2 separate regions of the Mus musculus genome follow, and region 2 is linked to region 1. The links are chromatin contacts, found by Hi-C in ENCODE. All regions are on one chromosome and are shown on one strand. Each heading gives the region's core, a stretch centred on a gene start or an enhancer-like site at or near the end of the contact. The rest is flanking DNA. Distances are from core to core; before and after follow the strand shown. Region 1 holds the start of Slit3 (slit guidance ligand 3). Region 2 overlaps Slit3 (slit guidance ligand 3).

The links. Hi-C counts contacts between places; a loop is a spot of excess contacts on that map.
Region 2: a loop to region 1 is called in a map of left cerebral cortex, with 5 times the contacts of the local background. The contact joins the enhancer-like site here to the promoter of Slit3 in region 1. A Hi-C loop is called at or near these places in 4 of 37 maps with a recorded cell type or tissue (all left cerebral cortex).

The regions. Positions count from the first base shown.
Region 1 is chr11:35,120,034-35,122,935 of GRCm38, forward strand. It overlaps Slit3 (slit guidance ligand 3), which reads left to right and starts at 1,423. Exons shown (of 36, transcript NM_011412.3): 1 at 1,423-1,678. The coding sequence starts at 1,482.
Region 2 is chr11:35,176,025-35,178,926 of GRCm38, forward strand. It overlaps Slit3 (slit guidance ligand 3), which reads left to right. Exons shown (of 36, transcript NM_011412.3): 3 at 1,759-1,830. Among named protein-coding and RNA genes, the nearest start is that of Gm26070, 37 kb to the right of the region's middle. Within about 2 kb of position 1,453, at least 1 of the 3 ENCODE cell types and tissues checked has a DNase peak (open chromatin) inside an H3K27ac peak, as active enhancers do; it is left cerebral cortex, where a contact is called at or near this core.

The sequences.
Region 1 (2,902 bases), core at 173-2,672:
GTGTGTGTGTGTGTGTGTGTGTAAAACCAAGGCTATTTCAGACCTTTCCAGTACAAGAGGATCTCAAGGAAGTCTGGGCAATATTTCCTCCAGTTCCTGCCCCTTCCCTTCAAACAAACAAACAACATCATTCCTACAAGTATGTATGGAGCCTGTAACATGGCCCTTCCCCACCGGCATCTGGAAAAGCTCAGACCAGCCAATTTAGAGCAGGCACTGGCAGAATGAAGGCAAGGCTGGGGAGGAGGGGGATGGGGAATAGGTCCCTTGCATGCTACTGCACTATTTTATAAAATCACGTTCTTTTCTTTGATGTGCAAGGGAAGTCTGTCAGAACGGTGGCACCTTGAAATAAGGAAATAAAGGTCCGCAGGTGACATGATTGCCCCTTAGTCCCCTAGACAGGAAGCAGATGAAGTGATGGTGTCAATACCGGGGTCCAAGTTCTTACATTTACTACAGAGAGAGAGAGAGACAGAGAGATAGACAGACAGACTGACTGACTGACTGACTGACTGACTGTGACTGTGTGTCTGTGTAGTGTTCTCTAATCTGTAAGTCCTCTAGGAAATAGTTGTTGGCCTTAGCTGTGAACACTAATTAGGGTAGGGGCAAAGTTTCCACGGATAAATGTGTCAGGGTACAGAATGCCTAGTAGCTGTATGGTCTCGGATAATCATTTCACTTAGTCCAACTTTGACTCTTTCACCTAAAACATGAAGCCTAGTTTCTGATGCTCCCATGTGGGTATTCTGTATCCAGCTCGGTGACTGAATTAAAAAAAAAAAATGAAGCCACGAGGTTTATCAGTTCTTGGCTCCCAAGAATAAATGAATTTCAATGTTTCTTTCCTGGCGGCCCGGGCTGGCCAAGTCCCTTTCCTTCCCAGTTGGGTCTCTCTAGCTCCCCTGCTGCCTCCTCCCTACAGGCTCTTGGTTGCTCCAGCAAAGTTCCCAACTTAGTCGACGTGACGCTCAGCGCAGCCAATGGGAGGCGGAGCTGGTGTTTTGGGAGGGGGGCGGGAGGGGCCGGGCCCCGCGTCTCCGGTGTCTACCCTGCTCAGTGAATGGAGAAAGCGAGCGCCGGCTAGCTCTCCGGACCACTCCGTGCCCCAGCCGCCTCTGTGCTCCGCAGCCCAGCCCTGAGCCGGACTTCCCGGGGCACGGTGCTCCCTGGCGCTCAGTCCAGGACCCAGACAGAGCCCTCACCTCTACCGGCGACCCAGAGGGACCCGAGGGCGCTCGGTACCTGGGCACCGTGAGTGATGCGCAGCGGGGCAGCGCCAGCCCCACGGATGGAGCTGCTGCCGCCGCCGCCCGGCGCGCCCCGCTCCGCCCGCACCCCGTGCGCCTGAGCGCCGCGCCCGCCCCTCCTCCGCGCTAACTCCGCCGCCCGCCCCCCAGGCCGCCCGCGCGCCTCCTCGGGCTCCTCGTGTCCCGCCTCGCCAGGCATCCTCCTCTGGGTGCGGGCGCTTGTGCACCATGGCCCTCGGCCGGACCGGGGCCGGCGCCGCTGTGCGCGCCCGCCTGGCGCTGGGCTTGGCGCTTGCGAGCATCCTGAGCGGACCCCCTGCTGCCGCCTGCCCCACCAAGTGTACCTGCTCCGCCGCTAGCGTGGACTGCCACGGGCTGGGCCTGCGCGCCGTTCCTCGGGGCATCCCCCGCAACGCAGAGCGCCTGTGAGTACCCACCCCGCCCGCCCGCTCAGGCCACCCACCCGGCTGGCTCCTACAGAGTCGCCCTCAGGGCGCAGGTCCTTCTTTCCTCTCCGGTGCATGGGGGACGATCCCTACTCCCCTACCCCTGCTGTCAGACACGCTCAATAAGTTGGGGGTGGCGTGGCTTTGGGCAGGTGTGGAGAGAAGTGTACGAGTTGCCCCCGCGATGGGACCGCGTAGTGCCTCCCTGGTTGAGGGCACCGGGGGCTTATCCGCTGACAGATCGGGAGAATAAAGCTAGCAGAAGGCTAGCGCGGAGGAGTGGGGGGGTGTCAGAGAGCGTGGTGGTCTCAAGGTTTGGGGTTGGGTATGAGGGGTCCATTACCCCTTGCTTCTTAAAGAGGGAGAGGCGAGGTAGCAAGCTAGACGGAGATGGGGAGTTTCGATCGCAGAGACCTGAGAGCCTCCTTCCCGGACCCCCTCGCCCCCCCCCCAAAAAAAAAACCTGCGACCCTCCTGGAGATCAGAATGGGCCAGCTGCTGTGTGGCTGTCCTTGCTAGGAAAGTTGAGTGTGTACGAAAGAGGTCTTAACTTCTGAAAAACCGGACGGATTCTGAGTGGGTGCTCTCAACACCCTCCCTGCCTGGAGTGCAGCATTGGGGATGCCAAGTTGCAGCCCGGGTGAATTTTTTATGGCCGGGTTATAAATGCCTCCCCAAACGGGCCGGAGAATGGAAATGCTGACAGCCCTTTAAATGAGACCTAGCGCTATAATCTTACAAACCGCACTCAGCCTCGGATCCTGGGGTTGGCAGCTAGCGGAGAGGCTCTTGGAGAGTGGGGTGGATTGACCCTCGTTTTAACCCCAATTGTGCAACCAAATATTTACTTTTCTTATGTCAGCGTTTTGGAAAGATTTATCATTTTGATCCTCACGACCAAATTCAAAATTTGGCCTCCGGGGGTGGGCTCCTTTTAGTCCACAGTTGGGGGCGGGGTGAGGGAGTATGGAGCCCTGGTGGTGGAGGGAGCTGGAGCCTCTGAGTGGGTGAAGGCTTGCCCTAGTCACAATTCCAGCCATTGCACTGCCCAGTTGCTCTCTACCCAGCCTGTCTCAGGGTTAGCATACGGGTCTTCTTCAGTCCTGCCTACTTCAGGTCAGGAAAGAGCCGGGTTGTCCTAGCTGCCCACCACTGTTATCACCCCTACCGCCTCCCCACACCTCCCCCTTTCTTCTTCTTGGC
Region 2 (2,902 bases), core at 203-2,702, 56 kb after region 1:
GAGAGGGGGGAAGCTTCCATCAGTAGTAAAGTAATTAAATGACTTAAACAATAGTAACTATAATAGTAATGATAATAATTAATAATAATAATAGAAATCAAGCATAGATCCTAAAACAGTGGTTCTCAGCCTTGGATTGTAACCCCTTTGGGGGTCAAAAGCCTCTTTCACAGGAGTCTCCTAAGACCATTGGAAAACATATTTACGTTACGATTCAGAACAGTAGCAAAATTTGCTTATGAAGTAACAACGAAAATAAATTTATGACTAGAAGTCACCACAAAATGGGGTACCTATTAAAGGGTCGAAGCAGCATCGGGGAGGTTGGAAGCCATTATCCTAAAAGTATACTGGGGGCCTGAAATCCTTTCATTAGCTCTGTGATTCCCCTTGGGCAAATTCATAGCTACTATATTTTTATCTGTTAAGAAAGTGGCCTGGAAGGAGCTGGCCTCCACAGGACAGAAGTCGCATAAGTGGAGCTTGGAAGAGTTGAAGAGTCTGGCCAATAGAATGGCCCTTCTGGCCAGTTAACATTTATAAACACAAATGTATTTAAATACTTGTGCCAACCAATTACCCCTCTGTGCCCTGATAGAAACCTCACATTGTTGACCCACGTTTTCCTTTATGGGAAACCAGTGTGTGCTAGGCCCACGGCTGTGCTTCTGATTCAGTAGGCTGTTAGGGTAGGACACTGTGCTGGGTCCAGGAGTATGATGAAGACAGGGTCCATCCTTTATTCCTTGGGAAGAGATGAGGAAATGAAGCACAAAGGTTGAGCCTGAAGCCACCATGCTGACGGTTAGGACAGTCCAAGAGGTACGGCCATCATGGAAGGTCTGTTTTGGAGGGAAGATGTACCCTAGCCAAGGGCATGCTTCCTCCATTCCCAAGGAGAACTGGGACCGTTCCTGAATTCTCCCTCCTTCCTAGAAACAACCTCCGATCACAACAGCATGTCCCAAACTGCAGTCCTGTCATTTCTTGGCCCCTTCCCCACTCAGGATTCCCACATCATCTTTGCAGTTGTCCCTAATGTTCAGCTAATGATTATTTACTAATCCATTTTAATCTGCTTTCTTTTTTTAAGTCAGGGAAACAAATGTTTCATTGTATCATCGACTCTCAAGGTATGCGGCATGCATGGATCCAATTCATGCAGAGTGTTTAAGATTTTTAATCATCTACCAGGAGAACTTAAGGTTCAGCAAAGATGTAGCCTACATAGGAACAGCTTTCGTGAACATCTTTAGGAGGTTTGGATGAGCCTGGCCCTACATGAGAGAATCCCTGGGTCCAGACTAGATGTCTTAGCCACGGTGCTGTTTCACAGTGACTCCACCCTTGAGGTTGAGCAGGGAAAGCCTTTTTCAGTAAAGTATTTTGGAATCCTTGGAGGAGGAGCTCCAAAAGAAGAGGTATTGAATCTGCATTTTTTTTTCCCCAAAGAGCAGCTTTGCCCCCTCTGCTTCTGTGCATGATTCTGCAGTGCTCTGGGGGACATTTGCTGGTAACATTCTTAAAATAGAGACATGGAAGCCAATCTGTCAGGTAGAAGTGTGCGGGTGTTGAATCCCTTTTTACCGTGACACTACACTGGGATGTGAGTTATTTTGTCCCATCAGAGTGATTCCAATTGAATCCTCCTAGGGGGTCCTAGGAGGGAGTATGTGATATGAGTGCACAGCCTAGTGCCCCCCATGAGGACCCCTATCCCTCTTCGGTCCTTGACCTTGGCTGCCTTTCTGATTCTAGGCATCTGGAAGACAATCAAGTCAGCATCATCGAGAGAGGCGCCTTCCAGGATCTGAAGCAGCTGGAGAGATTGTAAGTCAAACACAACCTGGTGTCCAAAAAAAAAAAAAAAAAAAATGCTTTCTGAATTTTTTTTTGGTTTTGTGACCTTGGTAAAAGCAAGTCTCCAGCGTTCGAAGAAATATTTTCTGCTACATTTAAAGTTGCTTTGAAGTATGTTACATAGACACTGAGATCCGTTTAAACTCCTGTTCTAGGTTCTAGAGAAGATGCAGAGGCCAGCATCTGAGGCTTGGTTTCTTCTTCCCAGTATCCATTAGTTTCTTTACATGGGGCCACACTCCTAACCTGACCTCAGCTTCTCCTTTCCCAGAAGAGTGAGTTAATGCCATGGAAGATGGCAGCAGTTCCCCCCCTGCTCCTCCTGGAACTCCTGCTTCTACTCTTGTGGGAGAGGAAGGATGGGCGAGTGGGCGCAGCCTTCCGCGTGCCTGCTTCTCGGAGCGCCAGCCTGTCTCAGGAAACCCACACGTTTCCACGAGAGAACACGTTGCCACCGGTTTAAAATAGGCCGCTGTTCTGACTTGATGGAGGGTGGGCAGCAAACGCTGGAGTTGGGCGGAGCCTCCCATTTATTTCGCCAGTGAATGTTTTTGCAGAGAACTCTGGGGTCGTTCTGATGAGAAAGGTTGCTCGGATGGTTAAGTGGGCAGCTTCACCTTTCCTCAGTTAATCACGTCTGACAGCTCATAACATCTGGATATTTGCTTTCTGCCCTCTGAGTGGGGATTGTCCCCAAGAGCACTTAGTCATGCCGGTGGTGGGCGGCCTCTCATCTTGTGCCTCCCCTGCAGCACCGCTGCCCTGACTTTTCAGCTTCCTGCTGTACTGGGGGTTGGGACTGCAACAGATCATTGCTCTGCCAGCTTACCTGGAGAAACACCGCTCTGCTTAGGCGCCTGGGTGCTGTTGCCAAAGCTCACTTGCTTTGAGACGAGTCTCCTTTATAGACTTGTTTGGGTGAAAAGGACGGCCTGCCTGAACCAACTTCCTTGTTTTGTGATGCATCATCCTTTCCCCACCAAGTCCTTCTATTTAAGGTCACAGGGCAACGAGGAAGGTCCTAGCCTCACGGCGATCAAGT